Linked DNA regions of Mus musculus: region 2 is linked to region 1. The links are chromatin contacts, found by Hi-C in ENCODE. All regions are on one chromosome and are shown on one strand. The core of a region is the stretch at or near the end of the contact, and the rest is flanking DNA. Distances in the headings are between cores, read along the strand shown. Region 1 overlaps 4930556M19Rik (RIKEN cDNA 4930556M19 gene). Region 2 has its middle 44 kb from the start of Gm19276.

Region 1 (7,088 bases), core at 3,809-6,308:
TTCAAAGAAACATTTTGTACTTACGTTCTTTGTGAACTTCCATACAGGAAAGAAAACTATTTCCTTCCAAACAGCCCGTGTATGCTTAGTGACTGATGACTTCCGTCTGTGGTACATCGTAGGGACTATGACTTAGGGTAATAGCTACCTACTGCTTATGAGTGGTCTAGGGGGAAAGCACCCACAAAACCTTACAAAGTCTTTTATTTGCTTCCTTCCCCCAGTAGCCCGGTGAGGAGTGTTATCTCTACTGACAATGCAGACTTGTTAGGTGGCTTGTGCCAGACCACCCAGCATCAGTAACAATGGGCTCCAAATCGGCCCCTTCAGGCTAGTTTTCCCACTGCAGATCCTCCCCTGGTCTTTGCTCCTCTTCAAACATCCTGTCTGTCTGTCCCCACCGCTCTCACATTATCCCTTTGGAGCTCTGGTTGGCACTAAACTCCAGGTAGCAGGCTTCTGTTGGCTCTGCTAATGAACTGCCCAGTGGAATCCTTTCCTAGGATAATAAGCTGCTACATAATAGGGAAGCTTGGTTCCTTGCTTTCAAAGGTGTGGGAAACCCACGGTTGGTGGTTTCAAGATTTCCTACCCCCCTACCCCTCCACCAAACACATGCACGTGCATGCGCGCATACACACACACACACACACACACACACACACACACCCCTCTCTTTCTCCCTCTTCTATCTTCCTCTCTGAGATAGACAGAATGGAATAATCTGTCCATTTTTAAAACACAGTAATAGAGAGTTTGCTCCCGGGATGGTAGAAAGTTCTGCCAGCCTTTTGTCTTGGCTCTATTTAAACAGCCTCTTGTGAAAAACCAAAGGAAAAACCATGATGGGAACAACTCCAGGAGATCCTGTCCCCATGGAGTCTGCAGGCTTTAGAAACAGGGCTTGTGCTAAGTGGTGCCCGAGAGATCAAACCTTGGTGACCTTTACTCTTTACTCTTTAGCCTTTTTAGTTATCATACTCTCTTCTTTTCTTTTCTTTTTTCTTTTCTTTTCTTTTCTTTTCTTTTCTTTTCTTTTTTTGCTTGTTGAGACAGGGTTTCTCTGTGTAGCCCTGGCTGTCCTAGAACTTACTCTGTAGACCAGGCTGGCCTCAAACTCAGAAATCCGCCTGCCTCTGCCTCCCAAGTGCTGGGATTAAAGGCGTCTGCCACCACTGCCTGGCTATTGAAAGATCCTGAAAGAATGTAAAAGGTCACAGAAGCCCTGACATTGGCAAAATAGATTTCATTGTTAGTAGAAGTAGCTTCACTGATTTAGAAAAATAGAGGTGCACAATGCTCTGGCCGCTCCCCGAACCTGTGTGTCTGCCAATGGTCTGACCAGGCATGTGCCCATTGCTGCACCTCACTGCCAGGTGTTTGTGATATTGGTTGCTGGGAAAGAGTCAGGAAATCTCCCCAGCAACCATAGTCGGGGCCAATCTGGAGTGCTGCACCTTCATTAGACTCTTTCCTTGTTTCCCTCTCATACCCATTTCTTGAGGAATCAATCATTTTAGAATAGACATTGTTTAGATCTGGAAATCCCCTATTCCCCCCCTTCTCCTTTCCCCCCTGAGGGCCTATAAAAACTGGGACCTCTTTCCCCTCGAGGTTGACTCCTCTACCCCTGCGTGGGATATGAGTCGTCCCCAGAGCTCTGGCTTTCTCAGAATAAAGCCTCATGTGGTTTGCAACAAGCTCAGTTTATCGTGAGTTCTTGGGTGTCCGCTATTGTCCTGAGGCCTGAGCGAGGGGCTCCTTTCGGAGTCTTTCACTATCATACATTTTATAGTAGTTGAAAAATGCAGTATTTCATTACTGAAGAGCATACATTTTTAAGAATCACTGAATGTCTAAGTCACTTTAGAAGATCATTATTAACACAATGCTTTGCATGCTCATGTTGCAAACACACACACACACACACACACACACACACACACACACCCTTGAGGAAATAAAATGAAATCAAAATTGTGGGGCAAGCAGAACTGTGTCACTCGATAAAAACTGGGAAGCTCAAGCTGACTGAGAAACCCCGGGACTCTCATATCTGAGAACACTAGGTGTTATCTCTAATCCTGACCCGACCTGGTGCCTGTCCTGGAACACGTGACCACGATATCCCACTTGAAGATCGTGACCACTCGTCATGTAGCGCAGAATACAGAGTTCTGAGGTATCTAGATGGGCCTGCTCTGAGAGTTTAGCCAATAAGCTTCCCTTTCCAGACATGTCTTCTTGCAGAAGGTATTTAATCTCTGGTTCACCCTGAGTACCTCATATGAATTCATTTTTCACCATTAATAAATAATTTGGACAAGCCAGGACTATCGCTCTCATCAAGAACCACTGTGGGAGAAGCCTTCGTCATACAGAGATGCTCTGGGCCGCTTAAGTCTCCTGCAGAAGAGCCCTCCGTGCTCCAGGACACTCATCCCTGAGCTGAGTGAGAGAGTCCCCCAGCCCCCAGCCCCAGGTTTATGGGAACCCCTGCCTCTTTGGCCTCAGCTTGGGCTGTTTCTCCCCTAGGCTGGGGCTCTCATCTAAGCCTGTGTTCTCCCACCCCTGAGTAGTATATCTGTATTTCTGTGAGCCTGACACACGATGTCAGAGAAGGATAAAATGCACACACCCGGCCCCCAGCGGCAGGCAAGAAATGAAACCACACAAAATCTCTCTTTATTTTAATTCATCCTTCTAGATTCAGACAGGTCAGCCTCCAACACCCCAGCTCTTCCGCAACCTTCTGAGTGCTAAGATCACAGGCCGGCCTGACCCTGCCTGGTTTTATTCTCTGTTGTCTCACACCATACTTTTTCTTTTATTTAGTATCTTGAGATGATCTCATGCCACTGTGTGTCAGGTTACCATCTCATGCAAAATCCATCACACAATTATAATCAAATTTATAGTAGATGAACTAACCTTTGTAGCTTGATATTTACATTGATTCTCATCTGTAGCTTCCCCAAAACAGTACTATGATAAATAGGCTTTTTTTTTTTATCATATATTTTTCCTTTAATCTTTCCTTGATTACTGGTTTAGAAAGATTTTCCAGAAGTGAGTTTTTTTTTAAAAAAAAAAAAAACTTTTAATTTTTAAAAGACAGGGTCATGAGTACCACAACAGACCTTGATCTTGAATTTCCCATCCCCCTGCCTCTTCCTCTCAAGGGTGGAGATTACAGTTTGTACCAACGCTCTTGGTGTATGTGGTGTTAGGCATTAGACCAGGGCTTCATTTACACTAGCCAAACACTCTGCTGACAGAGCTATGTCCGAAGCCACAGAAGTAAGTTTTCTGAGTTAAGGATCTGAACAAATTGAGAGATGCTTGTCCAGGCATCTCCCAGAGTGGTTGTTTCAACTTTCATCCCCATCAACTGGGTTTCTGGGGTTCGGTTGCATTCTTAGAGTCATATTCAGACTGAGCTTGTAGGTGGGTGAGAAGTCGCAATTCATTCCTACCTAAAGGTAGCATTGAGCTGAAAGGTCACTAGGATGCAGCTATAAATGAAGTTTCTCTCTCCTGATTTGGAGTCTAGGCAACCACTGTGAGGGTCAAAATTACCCTAAAGAGATCACCACCAAGAGGTTGTTCAAACATTTTATTTGCCTGTAATTGCATCTCCTGGTTACATAGAACAGCAAGTCCACATGGTGCTGAATCAGGATTTATAAAAATTATGCTAAAACCACATCCTGCAATTTGAAAAGGCAAAGCAAGACCTCTTTATTCAATGAGTTATAATTATTGGCTTGTATGTGTTCTCTACCGAGTCAGCTTGCAAGTCCCTTGAGACTTTGCATTCTTGTCACATAGACAAGCAGAGGCAGAGTTCCATGTGTGACTTCAAGAGAGAGCGCTTAACCTTCAACTTCATCAATATAGAAAAATCTCAGCTCAAATCTCTTCCATCTTCAAACCCTGAGCCTCAGAATCCTCAAGTCTGTGTGCTGTCAGACCTCTCTTGGGGGAATCCATTTGTAATCCTCCATAGAGCAGGCGGGTGGGCATCTGTGCTTTGGCACAAAGATCATAACCTCCAGAAGTACAGCTGGAATTTAGAGTCCCTGTCCACCAAAGGAGCTTACACATTTGTGTTTGCAGTCAGCAAAGAAGTGTATTGGTTGATGGGAGTATTATACATTCAGAGCAATATCAAAAGCCTGATGAATTGTTGCAGATCACAGACAGGCTTCCTTGTAAGTGGATGTGAGACCTACTGGCATCCTTTGCTGATAGATTTCCCCTGGGGGTTGTAGGTGATGTTCCAGGAACACATTCTATTGTTAAGGAGAGCCATTGTTTACTGGTGGGCAGGCAGTCCTGTTTCATGAATAGTGTTTGGGTCTGTGGTTTGTTTATTTTCCTACAAAAAAATGCAATGGATTATACAATCTCTTCAGTGGGCAGTCTTAGAATTCCCATGGTACAATAGCTCATTCTTCTAAAACTGCCTTAAAGATGGATGGGCCATCTATCACGCATAATAGCACACGCCATCCTTGTGTTCCTGCCCCTCCCCTCCTTTCCCTTTCTCCTCCACAGACCCCTGTTTTCTTTTTCAGCGCCTCATCTATAATCTTTGCTGTACCAGCTTGCTCACATTTTTTGATTATTGTTTCTTTTGTAACAATTCCAACACATTTCCTTCCCCATTTGTGATTTTTTAATTTTTGGTTAGCCTTTCCTTTCCTTTATTTTATTTTATTTTATTTTTTTCTATCCAAGTTGTATTTACTTTCATTTTCTTCCCAATAGCAGATTTCTCTCCATGCCTGTCACATTTAATTGAGGTTGGATGCATGATCAAGGTGGGGAAAAAAAGGCCTTTTCTTCTCATTATTAAAAAGGGAACTACTTTCAATCTGGTCTAATAGCTTAGCCCAGAACACTGCCTATCTTGCTGGGATCCCCAGCCTTTTCTTTTAAAAGCAGCTTTTAACGAGCAGCTTTATGTTCTGTCTGGAGTCCATGCAGGACACGGAGGCTTTGGGACAGAGCATCTTTATCACTGGCCTCGCCTCCCTCCCCCACTGTTTCTGTTGCTTACAGATGTTGTGTGCTGAAATCCATGCTCTTGTTCAAGGGGAAACGGATAGGCCAAAGCTTGCTAATCAAAGCCCCAAAGATATTACATATTATCCAACACTGACGCCAAGAGCCTCTCTTACACGTGGGCTACAAAGAATTTGAGAAAACCATCTAGTACAGTGAGTGGTTATCTGATGTGGCTTGCTCAGGACCAGTTTACTCTGCTCATATGTCTTTAGCACGGTGCGCTTTATTCGGTTGGCTCCTGCGTGTGCATGGGTGTCAGGCAGTATGTGTTGCTGGAGACTTTGCTGGAGCCCACTCCTGGGTGAGTGTGGGAGGGGAAAATATAAATTCTAAAATGTGGAGTATCTCATGCTCTCAATGAGTCATTTCCTCATTTCTCATTAATTTGGCTTAGATCCAACCCTAGGGGAAAAAAAACCCCACTATTTTAATGCATTTGTTCGCATCTGAGAAGTCTCACTTAAGACTTAATAAATACGACCTGCCAATTTAAAGAAGAGAAAAAAATATCTTGCCACAATCTGTTAAATTAGGCTAAGGGTGTGTTTCTAATTTTGAAACCATCTTTGCTTTCTAAAGCATTTGTATATAACTTAGAAATATTCGGAGGTGTATACTGCTGCTTAGATATAAAATGGGATATGCTATTATTGTTCCATCTACTGTGGCTTCTTTACATGTATATTTTTTCACAGCAGTTGATATTTTGTGACAGGATGGCTTGAAGCTCAGCAACCTGCAAATGCTATGTGATAACACGGGACTCACCTCTCCACTCCACTGTAAAAGTTGAAAAGGCTGTAAATCAAGTGTGTGACTGACTCAGGATTGCCCAGTACAGCCCTTTTGAAATTATCCAGTGATGTAGAAATTAGAAGTAGAATGCCCCATGAAATCATCAGACTGAGCTATTCTAGGCTCAGATAAAAAAGTCTTTTCGGGGTATGTTTTTCCAACAGGTTTTGTAATTATCAGGCATAGACTGGGTATGGTTGATAATTTATCAAATTTCTTTTTTACCAAGATGTAAAACCGCAGACCATGTCACCAAGAAGCCCAGGCCTGTCTTGAGATGAAATAGCATTCGGTGTGGAGGCTAGTTCATAAATCAGAAAGGTTAAGGATGACATTGTGTGTGTCACTTTATCTCTCTCTTGTGAGGTAGCAAGAGTTCAGAGAGAGAGACAGTCTAGACATGACAGCAGGAAAGATGTCACTCATTTGATTGATATTGTTGTCTACCTGCCAATGTCTTGAAAGATTAGAAGGAGGCAGGGAAGAGCCCCAGGCTAGGTGGGTTGGACAAAGTAGGCAGGTACACTGCATTAAGTAAACATACGTCCAGAAATAAAGTCCGATTGTGACCTTTCAATCCAAGCAAAGCTGACCATTAAAACTCAGCGTTTGTGTCACTGATCCCTGATTCCTTGACATTCTGTTACCTCTGTCGATATCATTTCATCCACACGAAATAGCAGATCTTTCTTTTAAAACTCAGTTTTGCTCTCCTCATCTTCGGAAACTGATCACAGAGATAAAGTCCAGAACTCACCCACCACCTGCTATATGCTTCTATTCTTTTCTTTATTCAAGGCACTGCCGTGTACAAGCTGAGTTAACTTCTCTGTGTCCTTCAGCTGATGAACCGAAGCTCCTCGATGAAGCTTGCCTTGGTTTATATTTGTTTTTTACTGTGCCTAACACAGAACCGAGAATGTTATAAGATCATTGCAATTGTAGAAAGTGAATGGATGAATGAGTGAATGAATGAGCGAATGAATGAACGAGTGAATAAATGAATGAGCTAATGAGTGAGTGAATGAATGAGTGAATGAGTGAATGAACGAATGAGTAAATGAATGAGTGAGTGAGTGAGTGAATGAATGAGTTAGTGAGTGAATGAATGAACAAGAGAACAAATGGAGGCACATTTTTAGCATAATGAATCAGAAATAGTACCTCCAGAGATGCTGCTTCGTGTATATGGTAATGCAGAGTAGATTAAATGTTGTCTA
Region 2 (7,117 bases), core at 1,594-4,093, 130 kb after region 1:
TGTCTCTTTATCGGCAACACCAACTTAACCGTACTGTACTGTGGTTTCTCCCGCCTGCGGCGGTTCACGGTCAAGATCTCCAACGCCTTGACTCTTGACTGCTGGGGAGGAAATCTGGGACGTCTCCAATCCTGACGTCAGCAGCCCTTCATTGTGGTAGCTTTCGTCACAAGTGCTGCTCCAGGGCCCCCAGGAGCTGCCTGGAAGGCTCACAATGCCTGCGCCTGGGAAGTCCCGGAAACAGGATGTGCATGGGATTAAGTGTTTGCAGATAATCCTGATTGATTCCTCGGGCTCTGATAGGATTTGTCCAGGATTCCCTGCTCTGTTAATGAGAAGTGAATGTTTAGGTGACATCAATCATGTTAGTGTCCATTAGGTGGAAAATTAGTTAAGGGTCATTTCAGTTACCAGTTCTAAGACACTCTCTCTCTCTCTCTCTCTCTCTCTCTCTCTCTCTCTCTCACACACACACACACACACACACACACACACACACACACACACACAATGCTTTCCTATTATCATCCCCAAATCACGCACTCTGGTTCTCTATGGCTATAAAAACAATACTTGAGTATTGTTGGAAACTTGGGAAGCATACAAGAAAATGAAGAGAAATAAGCAAATGAAGCGTTTCTAATACTGAAAAGTTACTGTCAACATATAGATACATGATCTTTCACTCCGTGTCTTTCAAAATATATATAAATATATATTGTTAGTTTTAAATTTTTAAATTTAAATATATATGTACGTATATACATATATAGGTGATTTGAATATTACCCAAGTTTAATATACATGCGACAATCTAGACATCATGAGTATACATGACTAAATCATACATGATTAAAGTGTATGGGAATATATATAAGTGATATATATATATTCCCATACACTTTAATCATGTAAAGTGATAAGCCAACTGTATACATGATACAAGTTCAAAGAGTTTGAAATGGACGATTCATTACTTATATTAACTGGGACTTAAGACTAGGCAGAGAAAGAGGATAAAATATCAAAACAAGTTCCTGATAAAGAAGAAAGAACATTGGAGTGAAGGCCACAGAGAAAGGTGAATGCTATGTCATCAAGGTGCTAACTGCCCTCTGACTCAACGGTTCCTAGGCAAAGTGAATGTTTGGTGGATAGTGAGGATCCAGTTAAGAAGACCAGTTCCTAATGCCTTCCCATGGAAATATTGACATATACAAGAAAGCAGCCACTCCACAAGCAAGTGGCTTCCAGGATGATGTCACTTCAGTGGTACTTGGGAGTCAGCCGTAGCAAGTCTGTAATCAATATGCTTATAAATTATTAATGCTTATATGTAAGCTCTTTCTTTGGAGAGTTTCTTGTTTGAGGATGCTGGGGCCGAGTTACTCATTTCAGGATGCTGTAATATGAAATTGGGAGCCTTTCACCATTATATGGCAGCTAAAATGGTTTCTGCAGCCAGTTGCTAAGCATTGAAACTTGGGACAGCCATCTGGACGGGTTGTGGCCAGTGTCACAGGCATCTGTGGAGAGATGTCCTCCAGGAGTCTTCAGGCTAAGGGTGAGCTAGAACACACACACACACACACACACACACACACACACACACACACACACACACAAAAAGAGAGAGAGAGAGAGAGAGAGAGAGAGAGAGAATCTGCTATGGACCAAAAAAGCTTCCCTACTTTCCCAAAATGCACCTCCAAACACTCAGATCTCCAAATAAACAGCTGCAGCTTCGTACGCTTCGTAGTTCCCTCCCCAGGAGGACAGCAGATTCTGTGGGACATTACATGTGAGACCCTGGGGACTAAAGACTAAAGATGAGCTCACTCAAAGAGCTGGAATCACCAAACGGACTCTCTGGCTCTTCTCTCACTATCTGTTCTTTCTTCATAGACACACACCTCTCAAGACATATGACTAGGAAAATACACGATTATTTGATAGTTTTCACGGTGTGATGTGTATGAGGTTACCTTAGGAATTCTTCCTAGAAAGTTATATAAATATTTCTTATATTTCTTGCTGAACAGAAACACTCAGCCTCACGGGGATATTAAACAAAATGAGAAATGCCAGCGCAGGAAGAGATGTGGAAATTTAGGATTATCTAGACCACCGTGGTCTAGCCTGGCTTGTTCAATGGTCATCTCGCAAAGAAAAAAAGTGTTACCAAACATGATATTTCTGCAGCCCCCCTCTTACCTCTACCCCTGTGCCCACCCCATTTCCACCCCACCTCACTTCTATTCCTCTCTCTCTCTCTCTCTCTCCAAAGCCCAACTAGCCAATTGTTCAGACACAATACCTTATCGTCTCATCTTTTTGGTAAGAAGTACCTGTCTAGAATGAAATTTCCAACACAGAAGTCATGTCAAGTTCCTAAGAAGTTAAATAAATAAATAGATAAGTAAATAAGTAAGTACGAGGTTAAAGTGTAAAGTCTTAAACAATTGGGGGAAACAATCAGTCAGACAGTTACAACACCCATTGTTTTGGGCCGCCATTTTGAACAATTATAATGAACATTGATAAATTGCATTTAATATTAAAATGCATGCAAGTTCAATATAGAAACTGGAATCTTTCTTGGTGGGTGGACGGAGCACGCCGTAAAGGCCAACTAATCGGCTGCCAGACTGTCAGCTGTTCTACATCGCCACCTAGTGGTGTAGACTGTTGAGGATTTATTTTTATTTTTATTTTTAACTTTTAATTTTACTTTTTACTTATTCACTTTACATTCAGCTCACTGCCCTTCTCTCGGTCACCCCCCCCCCCCCAATCCTTCCCCCATACCCTCTCCTCTCTTTCTCTGAGCGGGTGGGGTCCCCCTGAGTATCCACCCAACTCTGGCACTTGAAGTCTCTGCGAGGCTAGTGAGGCTAGGCTCTTCCTCTCCCACTGAGACCAGACAAGGAACTTGACAATCCACCGTGGCCAATGATTAGAAAAACAGCACCGTTCTTGGCTGTTGCTGACCTCAATTCGGATTCTTTCCTCTCTTTGATTTTGTTTTATTGTTTCTCATCTTACATTTTTAACAAATTCAAAAAACATTCATAGGCTTTCTCTAATATCAAACATCTCCCTTTACTTCTATCACTGGTCAAAAAAGCCCCAGACATCTTATTACCCATTCTCTTCCTCCTTTTACCGTGGATAGGATGAGTTCCTGCCGCCTCTTTCTTTCATGCACCCACATTCCCCTTTCTCTTCCTCTATTTCATGTCAAGGGAAATGCTGTGATCTGAATGGTCACTCTAAAACTTCACACTGAGTTTTAATAGCCTTTCTATCATGGTATAAGAACACTGCACTCCTAAGTGGACTAAGGTCATTCTCACAGATTCGGATAGTTACAGGAGCAGGGCCCTTCTTGTTTTATAACGTACTCAGTCTCAGGTATTCTGTTATAAACCACAGTAAATGGAAGTACAACAGCAAACGGGTCCCAAGGGTCTGGCTGCTGCGGTAACAAATGCCTCAAGTGTGCTAAACGCATTTTGGAACAGGGACGGGCCAGGAAAAGCAGGCTTTTGTGGCGGCACACCCTACCCAACGCCAGCACTCATACCATGATAGCAACACAGCATTTCTGACTCTGGCAGTGTGCTCCTCTTTAATTTGACTTACGATACGGCACTGGGATGGACATGGGTGTGTGTTTTCTTCCAAGCTTATTTTTCCTAAGGTTCTGTGTTATAAACCAATCTACCATATTCAAAGCATGATTGCTGAACCTAAATCACCGTTATTATTTGCCGTTCAGCAATCTCAAATTTAAATTCAACGGAACTGACATTCCCTGAGCAGGGTGAGAGATAAAAGAGATGAGTAAGACCGGACTTCCTCCTTCCTAGAAGCTGCTGGGCTTCTCTGGGGCACAGGGGCAGAGCCAAAAACCCTCTCCTTGGCGCTGAGCTGCAGGACTGTGCCTGTGGGACATACAGAAAAGGAAAATCACAATCAACTGAGCCTTGGTGACTTTCCATCTTCAGGAACCTTAGAAGGGTGTAGCTCATGGTGTCCAGCAAGCCTGTGACTGCTCATGCTAACACACTTTTATGTTTTGTAAATAATATTGTATTTAGTCTGGATGTGTGAAAACAGGGAGCTCCCAGTGACTGTCGTTTGTTCTGTTTCTATAAAAATATTTCATTTTTAATTTCTGTTACTTTATGCATGTGATTTGTCTTTTATTAATCACTCATCTTTTTTCTCCTTCTTATTGGTTAGATTAAAATATTTCCTTCTTATTGACACACACGGATATCAGATCCTGTTGTTTTATACTAGAACAAGTATTGCCTCAGAATTCTTAACCTTTAGTTTTGATTTTTGTGTATAGAAAGTTTACCTTTTATATAGTTATAGGATGTGGCCTGCATGAGTTTTCCCAATGTTAGTTTACAGCCAGCTATTTACAAAGAGTTTACTTTTGTGTGTGTCTCAATTTTTGTAATATGTGCCTTTAATCTACTTCTAATTTATTAATATGTTATGTCCTTTGAGTGGTTTTGAAAGCAGAGGATAATAGAAACTCAGGAGGTAAAAATCAATGGAAGTTGAAAATGTCTGACAAAGTCTTAATGAACTACAAGGAGGAGTTAACACTACACTTGTGAGACCAGGTTTTCATAGCATGAACTTATGTCAGAAGCTCTGGGAAAAGGTGTATATACACACATACACACATATACACACATACATACATATATATGTATATATATATCAATGAAAATAAAAATAATAATGATGAAAATAAAAAACAGTAGCCTAGAACATGTATTGAGAGCCATGTTTTATGGCACTCATCAGTAAGCAACATTTTTTTCAAGATTTTATGTGTGTGTGTGTGTGTGTGTGTGTGTGCGCGCGCGCGCACACACGCGCACACGCGCACGTACATTATCTGCATGTATACCTACATGCCAGAAGAGGGCATCAGATCCCACTGTTGATGGTTGTGAGCCACCACGTGGTTGCTGGGAATTGAACTCAGGACTCCTGGAAGAGCAGCCACTGCTCTTAACCTGAACCATTTCTCCAGCCCCCAGTAAGCCTCATTTACACCTGTCTCCTAAATTGAGGAATAATGAACCTAGGGCTTGCAAGAGCAAAACAAATTATCTATGTTCAAGCAGCAGAAAAGTTGTCCTTGACCCGGAGAATCCCTGCTGTAATCTCTGTGGCACATAGTGTGCCATCTGATGAAGAGGAAGTCTATGACCGAAGTAGACACAACTTATGCTCAGGAGCTAGAAAAGTTGCCAGGAGAGATGTTCTCTGAGCAGTTGGTAGCACTCAGAGATGGTGGTGGTAGTGTTGGTGAGGTCTCAATAACATGGCTGAAGTTATATGGAATAATTTACTCACTGTCTTAAGACACACAATAAAATACTATAGACTAGGTGGCTCACAAATGATAGAAGCCTATTCTTCACAGCCTTGGAGGCTGTCAAGTCTAAGACCAAGTTTCTTGGAGTTTCAGTGTCTGGGGATGGTCCAGGTCAGCCATCTTTTTACTGAAACTTCACAAGCAGAAGGGGAATGAGATTTCTCTTTGGACTCTTTTTTTTTTCCCCCTGTGGACACTAATGCTATTCTAGGTCTTTGCTCCCATAATTTAATCATATCCTAAGAGTGGTCAAGTTTAGACAAGTGACTTTGGGAGGGACATGAACATTTATTTGTTTGCACTCACATTTCTTACTGTTGGTGTTATCTGTTTGCTGCCTGGCACTCAAGCGGCTATGAAGTGGCATCCTTTTTCATGCCTGCTGTGGTAGTATTAGACAGGCCCACAAATACTCTGACAATCTTACCTTTGATCTGCAGAGCTTAATTATCTTCAGGTCAATTATCTTTTAAATGTGGGTGGTAATAATGGTGACTCATTTCTAAATAATCAAATAAGACAGAGTTCTGGTATTTGATTCCCAACTTTAGGATATGAAGACATTGTGGTGGGGTTTGATCTATTTCTATGGGTTCAAATGCTAAATTCTGCATCCCAAGATCTGGTTGCTCCAAGACGAGCAGATTCTCACATACATCAGCCTTTGTTGTGTAAACCTTACCACCCAGTTATTCCTGATTGGTTAATAAAGTTGCTGACAGCCACTTGATAGCTGGGCAGAAGAGATGCAGGCAGGCTTTGGTTTCCAGGCTTGGGATCACTGGTAGGGACAACCAGGAGAGATCGAGGAAAGGAGGAGGAGGAGGAGGAGGGGGAAAGAAGTCACCATGGGGTAATATGGACACAGCATGTGGCTGTGAGACCTGGCCTGACGAAGCAGGAGCAACATCAACGAATATGGCAAGTAATATACTGGGGCTCAAGGCATGAGAACAGAGAAAATACATAAGAGGGCTGATGCCTGCTAGCGCCAGTGCTCTGAAGCTTATTATAATTCTAAGGGTCTCTGTGCCTTTTCTTTGGGTAATAGCTGGTTAAAAAGTAACTGCCACCATATTAATTTTCCCAGTATTAGTTATTAACCTCGGAATATTTAAATCACTACATTGTGGTTTCCTCTTTCTGTTTCTGTTAAGTCACTTACTGTGGGGGGAAAACCAGCCTCCATGACCCTTAATAGCACTACTGAGAAAGTCACATGGCATGGAACAAGCCGAGCCGGAAAGGAACTGAAGACTTCTGCCAGCAGCATGTGAGCAGAGTTAACTGCTCGGAGGTGGGTCCTCTAGCCTGTCAGTCCTCAGTGAGGCCAGTCCTATCCGATATCTTTATAAACCTCAAGAGGGATCCTGAAATTAGCTGTGCCAGTTCCAAATTACAAGCCCACAGACAGCCATGAACAATAAACACTGGTTGATTTAGGGTAATCTGTGAATGAAGAAGAGACAACCAATGTGTCTAGACTCAGGGATCATAAAACATCATTTGCTGTATTCTATTTAAGTGAGTTTTTAGAGCCAGCCAGTCTCAAGAGAAGATACTGATGTAAAAACTGGAGAAAAGAAATGGAGTCATGGCTTAAACTGTCCTAAAAATGGGCAAGTTGGAAGATGGTCAGAAAATATGAAATAAGCAAGTCCTTTGTAGTAGGTGTAGTTGCTATAGTAAAACAATCATCTATGCGAT

What was found. A loop is a pair of places that touch in the nucleus more often than their neighbours do.
Region 2: a map of left cerebral cortex shows a loop between it and region 1 (2.2-fold over the local background). The contact joins two enhancer-like sites. A Hi-C loop is called at or near these places in 3 of 37 maps with a recorded cell type or tissue (CH12.LX, left cerebral cortex and regulatory T cell).

What each region holds. Positions count from the first base shown.
Region 1 is chr15:10,742,473-10,749,560 of GRCm38, forward strand. All of the region lies in intron 2 of 4930556M19Rik (RIKEN cDNA 4930556M19 gene), which reads left to right. Among named protein-coding and RNA genes, the nearest start is that of 4930556M19Rik, 31 kb to the left of the region's middle. Within about 2 kb of position 5,059, at least 1 of the 3 ENCODE cell types and tissues checked has a DNase peak (open chromatin) inside an H3K27ac peak, as active enhancers do.
Region 2 is chr15:10,869,892-10,877,008 of GRCm38, forward strand. No RefSeq gene overlaps it. Among named protein-coding and RNA genes, the nearest start is that of Gm19276, 44 kb to the left of the region's middle. Within about 2 kb of position 2,844, at least 1 of the 3 ENCODE cell types and tissues checked has a DNase peak (open chromatin) inside an H3K27ac peak, as active enhancers do.